3 separate regions of the Mus musculus genome follow, and all the other regions are linked to region 2. A link is a loop called in an ENCODE intact Hi-C map of the cell type or tissue named here. Cell type or tissue: left cerebral cortex. All regions are shown on one strand.

The links. Hi-C counts contacts between places; a loop is a spot of excess contacts. Peaks named below come from ENCODE experiments on the same cell type or tissue, not always from the same donor. Only the 100,000 strongest peaks of a DNase experiment are listed, where the experiment ranks them.
Region 1: a loop joins it to region 2, with 4 times the contacts of the local background. A loop is called at or near these places in 16 of 42 quality-filtered maps.
Region 3: it touches region 2 in a loop (8-fold over the local background); 9 of 42 quality-filtered maps call a loop at or near these places.

What each region holds. Positions count from the first base shown.
Region 1 is chr7:144,176,121-144,180,120 of GRCm38, reverse strand. It overlaps Shank2 (SH3 and multiple ankyrin repeat domains 2), which reads right to left. Exons shown (of 16, transcript NM_001113373.3): 2 at 48-366. Among named protein-coding and RNA genes, the nearest start is that of Shank2, 2.7 kb to the right of the region's middle. In left cerebral cortex, no CTCF peak of the experiment used is centred here; DNase peaks (open chromatin) are centred at 2,266, 3,252, 3,661, 3,954 and 1 more place; H3K4me3 peaks cover 2,480 bases; H3K27ac peaks cover 2,189 bases.
Region 2 is chr7:144,095,020-144,099,019 of GRCm38, reverse strand. It overlaps a transcript of Shank2 not described here. Among named protein-coding and RNA genes, the nearest start is that of Shank2, 78 kb to the left of the region's middle. In left cerebral cortex, a CTCF peak has its summit at 1,537 (motif pointing left); a DNase peak (open chromatin) is centred at 1,635.
Region 3 is chr7:144,206,162-144,210,161 of GRCm38, reverse strand. The region is part of intron 4 of Shank2 (SH3 and multiple ankyrin repeat domains 2); the gene reads right to left. Among named protein-coding and RNA genes, the nearest start is that of Shank2, 33 kb to the right of the region's middle. In left cerebral cortex, a CTCF peak has its summit at 2,007 (motif pointing right); DNase peaks (open chromatin) are centred at 2,111, 2,904, 3,093 and 3,740; H3K27ac peaks cover 1,890 bases.

The sequences.
Region 1 (4,000 bases), 81 kb before region 2:
GTACGTCTCCCATGGAAGCCCCTGCCCACTACCCAGTTTCTTCTTACCCCACATGCCAATGTGGCTGTGTCCTCTTGCCATCCTCAGCAGTACCACCCAGCCTGTTGAGTGAAGGGGAACGGCTGCGGGGCCCAGGGGTATAGCTTCCAAGGCTCTTGGTGGCTCCATCAGGTTTGCTGGGTGTCTGCTGCAGCAGTTGGGGTGAGAGGCTTCGGTGGGAGGTGGCTGCAGAGCAGACAGCCCATTCAGGTGCACCAGCATTGAGGTTGTTGTCACTATTAGAACGCAGAAGAACTCTGGGGGCAGCCAATGTGTTGGGGGGCCGCCGCCTGCGGTTGGAATAAGCTGGGGCCTCTCTGAAGGGCACTGGGTTGGGGAGAAAAAGAGAGAGAGAGAGATGAATAATGTCAGGAGACAGGGACACAGGAAGGCCAGGGCTGCATGCATCCACACCCTGTACAAGTCAGGGATGGCCCTGAGGGCTTGGTGCAGGCTGCGTAGTGCTGGAATCCCCAAGGCCTGACTCACCCCCAACATGAACACAGAGAAACACTGAGACAGATAATGCCTCCAGCACATGGAAGCTCAAACCAGGACCTCAATGGAAGGGACTCAAGGTCTGACCTTCCATCGGGCCAGCCCATGCCTTCATCAGGGAGACACAGCCATAACACACGTAAGGATGGGCTTCCCCATGTCACCAAGCATTAGGACACTGCACGGCTCAGGAGCATCCCCTAAAAATCTGAACATGACCTCTGTGGGCAGAGCTATGTACCCAAAGTTCTTACACTAGTACTAGTATATATAATCCAGGACCTCAGGATGTGACCACATGTGGGGAGAGGTCCTTTACAGGGGTAACTAGATTAAAATGAGTCACTGGGATGACCTCATGTGATAGCAATAATCAGGATCCAGAGATTTAGGACCCAGACATGAGGATACAGAGAAGACATCATCTGTAAGTCACAGACAGACCTCAGGGAACCAGCCCCAGGTCATTTTAATCTTGGATGGTCAACTTCCAGTATGGAGAATAATGGGTATTTCATCTTTATGCACTCAGGCCTATAGCCTTGATCACAGGGAAAGCTAGCCACCTCTGTCCTCTAATCTCTTAGGCAGAAGAGGTCACAACACCCCAGAATCTTCCCTTTTCCCTCTCAGCAAGTGGCAGCAGCAGGTGGCCCCACTTCACTGGGTGTTTCATAGAAAGGTCTAGACAGAGCTGGGTCCTCAAACACTCCAGCCCAATATATCCGGGGACTCAGATAAGGCAAACCTGGGTACCTTCAGGTATGGTGTTCACATTGCAGCCACAGTAGATGCCCCCACCTTGATGGCCAGAGACACTATACACCCCTAGCCTCTTAATTGGTACCCAGTGAAACCTTATTACAAGATTTCTATATTCTATAAACAGGACCCTATGAAGCTAGAATAAAACAGGGCTTCCAGGGGGACTGACCTGGGTAAGGGCCCCGACATCAAAGAAGCAGAGCACTACAGTTAACTACCTATGGCAACAGCTGCCCAAGGTCAGGGGTTAGAGGTGGGCACCTCATAGAGAGCTAAGATCCCTGCTCCATCAGAGTCCATGGCTTTCTGTTCATCTGCATAGCCGGAGGATGAGGACATGAGTGGTACTAAAATAGGTGTCTCATGAACAGATCATGGGAACAGAATGACTCTGGTAGATCTTATGGGGTCAGAAGTGTTCCAGCACAGCTCACAGGGACAGAGATGGTCCTGGAGGAACGCATGGGGACAAAAGTGGCCTAGGCACAGTTTACAGGGACAGAGGTGTCCCTCGAATAACTCAGGGGGACAGAGATAGCCCAGGCATAACTCAAGAAGTAGACCTAGCAAGTCCCACAAGGATAGAAGTGGTCCTGGAGAAACTCATGGGGATAGAGCTAGCATCCAAACTGCTCACGGGGACAGAGTGGCCTTGGCAGACATTCTAGGGACAGAGCCCCAGCACAGTTCACAGGGACAGAGATAGCAGAGGTGGTTCTGACAATCCTCTTTCAGATCAGCTGTGACCCAGGACAATTAATTTTCCTCTTTCTTAGGAACCAGAGCTAGATGCCAAGCTGGGAAGCCATATAGCAGGGTGACAGGCTGCTAAGCTTGGGGCTCAAGTAATATATGGAGGGAGTCCTCATCTCTCCAGTGGGCTGCAGCATGTATCGTGCGCCCTGCTTTCTCTGCAAGCTTTTGATGGGAAAAGATGGTCAGCAAACCTCCTGGCTATGTGCGATCTCGCTCCCAGTTTCTCCAGCATGTGACTCACGGGGGGCTGGTCAGGGACAGACTGGGAACACCAAAGGCTGGTAGTGTCTTCCCTGAAGCCAAGAGCCTGTGCTCTTAAAGAGCTAGGCCTATACAGCCCCAGCAGCCACCTCCAAAAGAATTATAGCCAGGTCAGGCCACCAAGTGTGTTTGGCTGGGCACAAAGAAAGCCTTGCTGATGACGCTGCCAGAGAAGGGCCTTGAGAAGTCAGAGCATTCACCATGGAGCCAACCAGGGAGTCAGGGGTGATCTTGGGACTTACAGAGGTGGGGGGTTTAAAAGGCCTTGTAAAGGACAGGTGACCTCATAATCTCAGTCTCATCTGCCACTCACTGAGATCCGGGGTTCTTGGTGTGAAAGCCAAAAGGTCAGCATACATGGAGAGGATAAATAGTGCCTATACCTTGGGGCTGCTGGGAGTATCCCCTGGGTGAGGCATGTGGAGGGTCCCGAACAGCCCCAAGACCCGGACATGCTGGCATCCTGCAACTGTGCATCTGTGGAGTCACCCATCCCTAAGAGTACAGTTGATGGCATCTCTGACTATGTAACCAGTAAGGTATTAATACCCTTAATGGCAACGTGAGGGGATGTGAGGGCACTTGATACCCTGTCCATTGCTAAGACAGACTCCGTAAGAAAGAAATGTTCATAGAAGCAGAATGGAGATAGCATTACTTAACACTCTAACCCATGGCTGCAATTCATGCTGTCCGTGGGTTATAAAAATTCGAAGTCCCTCATGGCAAATTTTGGTAAGCCTCATCAGAAAAAGAAAGGATCTATTCTATGCCCTTTTTGAAGAGCCTGAGTCTGCAGAAGGAAGGAGTAAGCAGGATGTCCTCATGCAGGCGAGGCCACACAGGGAGGGTCATAGAACAAAACAGCCGGGACACATTATGCACATTTCACCCCGAAGACCAGGCAAGTGAGTCAAATGGACCCACACAGGTAACATTAGAGTGAACATTTTAATGAAAATTGTCTTGCTTAACGACCAAGCCTCATATCAAATTAGTTTCAAGGCTGCTGAAGTATCTTTGGTGTCTAGTTCACAGTGAGCTCGGGTAGAAAGTGATCTTCCTAATTTCCTTAAAGTCACCTCTTTGGAAACCTGGTTTCATCAGAAAGATAGAAAGCTTGCTATCTGAGAAAACTCTCTGACTGGGACCATACACGCAAATGATGTTTTTTTTTTTTCATGAAAAGTGTTAAAAATAACTCCTTTCCTGTCTGAAAATGATTAATATGCCACCCAACGTTTCCTTCTTTCAGCAATCTGCAGGCTCTTGGGTGGGTGGATATTTTCTTAGCTGTCTTACATGCATTTATTTATACAGTTTTTTTCCTTCCTCACAATAAAAATCATACAAGGTATGTTAAAGAGGGATTCTTCATGCACCCCATGGTTTGTTTCGCAACCCAGGGACAGCCAGGCAGAACTGGCAAGTGGCACTAGAAGAGGATGCCTTGGGTGCATCCAGCCATGTGCCCTGACCCTCCTTAGCAGGTGCTCACAGCCTCCAGGTGACTGGAAGACAGAAAACCAAAACTTCTTTTATTTTCCCCAAGACCTAGTTTCCCAATGTGTCCCTTGGCATAAGCTCTCTGGATGAGATGTTCTGGAATGCAGTTCTGCCAGAGGCTGGTAGCTCAGGAACACACTAAAATACAAAGGCACCTTCATCTGTGTTAATCTTC
Region 2 (4,000 bases):
TAATAGAGGCGAGAAGGTCCACCCTACCTGTGGGCAGTGCCTTCCCAGGGGTTTTACTCACCACCCGTGAGTAAAAAGGAGAAAGTGATACTAGCAAGCACTCTGCTTCCTGGCTGGATGCCACACGACCAGTTCTGGGTGCGGTGGTTGGTGCTGTGAACCTGCAGCACTCACTGTGGTGCACAGCACACCCCTGCCAGTCTGTAAGTCATGCAGGAGCATTCTGCAAAGTATGAGAAGCAGGGGAGGAGGAGGAGGAGGCTGAGATTCACTGAGTGTCCTCTGTGGACCACAAGGGGAGCCAAGGGCTGGCTACTCTGGTGTAACCCGGGACCTCTGCATGTTTAACCTTCATAAGCAATATCCCAGGTCAGCCTGTGAGGCAGGAATGAAATGGAGCCCCAAGTGCCACATTGTGTCTCTCACAGGCCCCTGTGCCTCTGGAGAGAGACTGAAGCTCTCTGGTTGTGGTACACTCTGGTTGTAGTAGAGATGGAGTGTTCAGCATCCCTGTGACAGTCAAATTGTGCAGTATCTCAGGATCCTGGGCACATATCTGATGTCTGAGTGAGAGCCTTATTCTAATATCTCCTACTATGGGGGTATATTAATGATTTTTCTCAATGTTGGGACAAAATAATTCACAAAAGCTACTAAAGACCAGAGAGATGGCTCGGTGAATGAAGTTGCCCACCACCAAGACGGACGTCCACCACCCTGGGAACCCACACAGTGGAAGGAATCCTATGATTTGTCCTCTGACCTCCACCCCACACCCATGTATACACACACAAATAAGTAAATATATATATATATATATATATATATACATATATATATAAAGAAGCAAGATGAGGGAAGGCTTAATTTAGGCTCACAACTCAAGGGTACCATTCACCATGGTGGGCATCTGGTCACGTGACACCCATAGTGGGAAGCAGAGAGATGAATGAATGCTCGTACTTAGCTCACATTCTCTTCATTATTCAGCCCTGGATGCCAGCCTGTGAGATGGTGCTGCCCTCTTTCAGGATCTTCCTTCTGCAGTTGAACCTCTCTAGAGAGGCTGAGGAGAAGGCTCAGTGGGTGAAGAACCTATTGCGCATGCCTGAGTCCCCACCACCACCCATGTAAAAAGCCAGGCACAGGGCAGGGATGCACACATTTAATCACAGTGCTGGGTAGTGGAGATGGACAGTCCCTGAGGCTCCCTAGTCAGCCAGGCTCCCCAGATCTGTGAGCACCAGATTTAGTGAGAACTTGTGTCGAGAAATAAATTGAGAGACTACAATTAGAGAACTGACTCTAACTTCTGCCTCCTTACTTACAGTGCTCTGTAGGCACCCATTCACACACACACATACACACACCAAAAATAAATTTAAAAAACAAGAAAAAAAAAAAAACCCTCTTGAAATGCCCCTTAGACACACCCAGAGGTGTTTCCTAGCAGATCCTACCAACCAGGACTCTCAACAATGCATTTTACAAGCTCCTCCTCTTGTACACCTGGTACCAAGGTGCTCTATGCTCACACCGCCCCCTAGTGCTATGCATGAAAAATTACATGAAGTTGTCAGCAGCCCAGTAACTCTCTGCCCAGTTCCCTTTCCTGAGGGTCAAGGTCTTGGGCTAGACCCCAGGATCACAGAGATGGAGGACACAGCTGTGCATCAGATGAAGAGGCTGAGTCGAGGACTATTTATAACCCCCAAAATGTGCATAACAAGCTGTAGGCTCCTGCGGAGGTAAGTCTGAAGGGAGACAGGAATTTCCCTGGCCAGCTGGGAGTGGGGCGTGGAGTCTTACTTGGCTGCAGAGTCCTGCCTCCCTCAGCGCTCAAGCAGTCACCTGACTCGAAGAGTTCTTATCCCTAGAGATAGTGGTACCAGGGAGAGTGATTGAAGCTCGTTGATAAACAGGGGCTTAGCTGTGAGGATATCTGAGCCATGCCCAGGGAACTGGGCAAAAGAAGCTGGTGGCCCACTCTGATGTATCAGGTCCAGGAGAAATGTGGCTAGGGGCTAGGCTTGCTGTTGTCCTTTGGGTTGGGGCTGATGTAGGTAACACTATAGCATAGACAGCACATGGTGACTCTGAGACCCCGGAAACCTGAAGAGGCTGAGGTGTTCCTCTCAGGGTGCAAGAGACACCTGAGGAGTGTGCAGGAGCCCCGGCCTTCTGTAATGCTGGGGAAAGGCTAAGGAACAGCAGGGATGACTGGGACAGAGAGGTGGCATCCCAGACCCCTGGGAAGATCCTAAAGCTCTCTTCTCTTCAGCAATGCAGATGAGATTATGTACCAGTGGGAAGAGGAAACATGAGAGATTATTTTTCAAAACCCTAAATCAAATTTTGACTTTCACACATCCTGGGAGCTGGTTGAAATAAGTCAATCTTCCACACCAGTTATAAGCCATGTCCCACACACCATGCCTGTGCTGACCACGTTTCATACGTGGCTTTTGCCCAAGTGTACAGAAAAAGTGGCTGGTGGTCCTCCTTGGCTATGTCTGGTTAAACATAACTTAGGAAGACATGAGCTTCGCTCATTTGTCACAGCCACGAATAAGTATGTCCAGCTTCGGTTAATCACCATGGGATGTTACCTACATCTGCGATAGCCGGGCAGATGGTCCCCTGTAAGTAGATTGAGCAGGCATCCCTCCAGGGAGTAGTGGTCATATTTTAACATCTGCCTGCTTGCCTACAGTTACTGCTGGGTTCTGACAGGTGTTGGCTGGGCAGTATAAGCTCCTCCAGTGCAAACCCACAGACAAGCTCCTTCTGTCCGGTGTCATTCGTGATAGATCACCTCCTTCCTTGCTGCTCCTAAGTCCATCTGGCTTCCCTGCTGCTGGGTCTTCCCTAGCTCAGGGTTTCCCTATGTAACAATCTAGTCCCTCATTGCGGGCAGTGGCCTGCAGCAGCCCCAGGTGCGGTCCTTGAGAGGATGCGTGCTAATCACATACTGGATAGCTCCTATGTACAAGTAGGAAGGATGCCAGCCTTCCCTGCTGTTCCAAGGGTCTGACCCCTGACTCTCCTCTGAAACTGAGGTTTCCCTGCAAGCCTTTAGGACACCATCTTTATGAGCTCTGGGCCCTTAGAGAATGTGTTTCTAACTGGTGTTCTGAAGACCCTTCCAGCTGCGGGCCTCATGCCCTTCCTCTTGGACACTGTCCTGAGAGGTCTGCATGTTTCTTCTTCCTCTGGAAATCTACATTCAGACCCTAAACCCAGTTAGTCCTCAGTCAGCATTGCACTGATCTTGACCTCCCTCCAGTTGCTGTTGTCTCTTTGCTACAACTCCCCTGGAGAGTCTTGAATGCCACCTCTCATGGACGCCATACTCATTCCCGCCACACTAGGGATCATGACATCAGATCATGGTGACATGATGATCATGTGTCATCTGGTTATGACAATTTGGAAGGTCCCTTCCATGTCCCAAGTTGTCTCTGTTCTCACCAGCATCTTTGCTTCTGCTGTCCAGTCTTCTCGATTTCTGCCCTCCCCAATGGGCTATCCTCAGCTATCTGTCCCTATTTTCAGTGTGAAATATTAATATGCAAACAGGAAACTGTATATGGTGTCAACTATTTCTCAACATGGGACTGCCTCGATGCTCCTGCTGGGGTAGGATACTGCAGGTGGGTTCTAGTTACGCGTACATATTTACATATACATATTTACATATCATATTTACAGATTACATATAGATTCCAGGGCGTGGATGCATTTGGTGTGCTTGGGAGAAGGCCTGGGTGGCTGAAGTGAGAGAGGAGGCAAAGAGAGTAGGGAGGGGGACACCTGTGAGTACAAATGTAGTGTCCCATGTGAGACCCTGATCCAGTTGCTGATCATGATTAAGCAGCACAGGTGCCAACTTCTAGAATGACTCCCAGATGCACCAAGCACTTGAGATACAAGGTAATGGGACTCGGAGCTGGAGTCTCACTTCCTAAAATTCTGATTCCACTGTCTCGTGTCCCATACT
Region 3 (4,000 bases), 110 kb before region 2:
ATTTACATAAAATCCCAGAGGGCTTGGGGGTTGGGGGTGCTGAGCCTGCAGGGGAGGGGACCTCTAGCCTTCCCCTTCTCTGCTGAGGTAGGAAGGGTCAGCCAGGGCAGCCCAATGGGAAGAGCATTGGCACAAACAAATAAATAAACAAACATGTAAATTAATTAATTAATTTTTTAAAAAGGTTGCTGGACATATTGCCACATGCCTTTAATCCAAAGAACTCAGGAAGCAAGAACAGGCAGATGTCAGCCTGGTCTGCATAGTAAGTTCTAAGGCAGCCTGGGTTATATATATAGTATAGCTGCAAGCCTAGACCCAAAGAGGAAGAGATAGGTGTATTCCTGGGGCTTACTGGGTCTAGCCTATTACTTGATGAGTTTTAGGCCAGAGAGAAAGACCCTGTCTCAGATAACAATGTGGAACATGTCCTAAGGAGAAATAGCTGGGGTTGACCAGTTGACCCTATACACACACACACACACACACACACGGGTTGATTTCCCCACATGTATACACACATATGCAAACACAATTTTCTAGCACATAGAAACATTTTTACCATTTCTCAAAAAGTTTAACATGGCAATTCTATTCCCATAAAATTATATACCTTGAAACATTAAAGGCAGGCAATCTAAGTCCTCCTCTGCTGCTGGGCAGATGAGTCCTCAGACATGCATGGAGGGAGGGTCCTGACCTTAGGAAGGAGTTTCACACCTGAAGGGGCTCAGCAGACATGGTGCTGAGTAACAAAAGCCTGACCATGGGGGTCTGAGCTGTCCCAGAGCCAGCAGCCTAATGCAGATAGCTCCTGGTGTGTGGACAGGAGTCCCACCTCACATACAGGATAGATGTTCATGGAGCCTGGATACCCACAGGGCTCTGAGGCAGTGAGTGAGAGGTCATGATCAAGGTAGATAAAGTGCCACTACCTCCTGAGAGACAAAAGAAGAGGGGCCCAAAGAAGCCATAAAAGTCAAGGAGGCCTCTTGTGAAGAAAAGGGGAAGGGCTGGAGGGGTGCTGAGCCTGCAGGGGAGGGGAAGGACCTCTATCCTTCCCCTTTCCTTCTCTGCTGAGTTAGGAAGGGTCAGCCAGGGCAGCCCAATGGGAAGAGCATTGGCACCTGGAACAGCACACACAGCGCTCAGTGCTCTGAGTCTGGGCTGCAGAGAGGTGTGGGATGTCCTGATGCTTTGCTCCTTGTTCAGACAGAAGGGGGCCTTGAACTTCAGGAGGCAGGCTGTCCCTGCAGCCTTTGTTTGGCATCTTAATTTGCAGCCTGCATTCTGATTGTCTTCCAAAGCAAGGGAGATGGTTTCCAACTGGGCCCAGTGAGCTAGTTCAGCTGGTACAAAGGCACTTGCCTCTAAGCTTGACCACTGGAGTTCTCTCCCTGGGCCCCATGTGGTGGAAAGAGATAGTGAACATTTGTAAGCTGGTTTCCCTGCAGGTCTCACTTGTAGGAGAAACAAAGTGGTGGGGACAGCCTGGGGCAGCAAGGAGTGTGGAAAAGAAAAGAGGGCAGGGTGGGAGGGGGCAGTGGCAGTAGCTGCTGCACAAAACAGAGCTGTCACCATTCCAGCAAGGATCTGCATGACATTTCTGGGTAGACCTGGCTAACCAAGGATCTGCATGACATTTCTGGGTAGACCTGGCTAACCAGATGGGTGGAAGGGAGTCCTGAGTATTCGTATTTGCTTAAGCCCCTGTGTGAGAGGTAACTCTCCCTTCATCCCCTGCATCTGCCCTTGGTGTCATGGTACCCTCTGGGATAGGGTGAGCATTCTGCTGCAGGTAGAGGGCACCCCTATATCTCTATATCTCCCTTACAGACCCTTCCTAGGTGATGGCCACTTATCATCAGCCTGTACCAGCCTCCTCAGCAGGCCCAGATTCACAGGAAAATATGGCCTTTCCCCAAATGTCACCCAATGTCAGACTTCCTGCCTGGAATCCAGCTCCAGGCATCAGGCAGCCTCTGTTGGCCAGTAGGGGGTAGGAGAGTAAGTGACTACATGCCTTTTCTGCCTGGAGGGGGAGCACTGCCTGCATCAGGCCAGGGAACCTCAGCTCCTGGAGAAAGTGGGTCAGCCGACTCCCTCAGCGGCCACAGCTCTGCTGCTCTCCTTTGCTCTTGGAAGCGGCCCCGTTTGGATGACAAATGAGGCAGTCACCCTGGCAATCAGACTCCTTCTAGGACTGTCCACGAGGGAAGCCGGAGTTTCAGGAATGGGAACTGGGTCAGGTCGTCACCAGGGCTTTGTATCTGTGCCAGAACTCAAGGACAGCTCTGTCCCAAATAGTACAGGAGTCGTGTATCCACCTGACTGCTGGGCAGACACAGTGAGCCTGCATGGAGCATGCCTCGGGCTTCGGTAATGGCGCAGAAAACAGAACGCACACACATGCACATGTGTCCAGATATAAAGGACATGCACACGCGTGTATAGGTGAAAATTGTGTGCACACATGTACAGGTGCAAGCACCAAGTATATGAACATATGTGTAGCTGCACTGTGTGTGTGCACACAAATTCATGTAAATCTAAGTACTACGAATGTACATACATGCAGTTATAAGTGATATCATGCATATACTTATTGTAGGTCTGACTACAGTGAGGACACCTGAACATATTGCAGTTATAAGTCATGTACACACTCATGTGCAGATATGTGTCTATGCATGCATGCCCCCATGAACATGTATGTCACATGCACGTGTGCTCATGTGTATGCACACACTATGGCATGCCTCTGCACCCTGCCATGAATGTGTACACGGGCATCTCTCATCTGGTGTTCTGTGAGGGTTACAGTGCTGCATTTCATGGGGAGGTGCCAGCTGGCTTGCCCGGCGCACGAAGCTGCCATGAGCTCTCTCACTGCCTACTTACACCCAGCTGTGGAAGAACATGTGTGCCAATGGAGCTTCTGGACGGTTCCTAGCAGCTGGACAGAGGATCTGGACCCTCAGGAAAGGTCCTCTAGCTGAGAGTCTGGTGTGTGACCCTCAGGGAGAGAGTTCTAGTCTATGCTGCTCAGCCCTCTCTTCTTCCTTTGCCTTGGGAGTCCTCCAGTAAGATGAAGTGTCAGAACCTGCTGTAGTCAAACAAAGAGCACACTTACATCTTGGCCCACTAAGTGCGGATGACAAGGGAATCTACTAAGTTGTGGAAGTCAATAGCATGTGTGGAGCAGCTACACCAGACTGAGTGGCATTTGTAGGGGAGCTGGCAGCATTGTGTGCAGATATAACCTAAGGCAAACACACACACACACACACACACACACACACACACACACACACACATTACAGATGCTCTAATCAAAGCAAAGAACCTGAAGGATGGGGCTGTTACAAGTGCTGAGGCCTTGGTGCACAACCTCAGCTCTGGCTGAGAGTGGATGAAGCTGCTTTTCCCCCACAGTAGATTAGCAACTCACTAAGTGCATGAGCTGGACACATACCCCAGCAGCCAGGCACCTCCACGGTCCACGCCTGCCTTTCCCACCAGCGTCGTAGCCAGCTCTAGAGGCACTTAGAACAGATGACCTTTAATCTGTGTGTTCCTCCCCAGAGGTCTACTGGTGAAGATCTCTAGGGATCCATGGAGGGACCTTGGGGCCAGCAAAACCTGATGACAAGTTTGTGAGACCTGGCGCAGGGAGACAGCAGGGCCCTTTGTCCAAAACAGTAGGAATTTCAACAGCATCAAATAAGCATGAAGCAGGTGGCGTGTGGGATGGCTGGGAAGCTAAGCTTTCCTGGCTCAAGAACAGGTATATTCTGTCTCCCACGACTGTGCTTCAGCACCCATGGAAGGTCCCATTTTTATAAGGCTGTAAAGAACTAAGCCATACTCCTCTTGACCTCTTGAGCACCCTAGGAGAGGGGGGGGGAGAGGGGGAGAGAGAGAGAGAGAGAGAGAGAGAGAGAGAGAGAGAGAGAGAGAGAGAGGCTACATCCAACCTAGGTACCTGCCCACATAATAT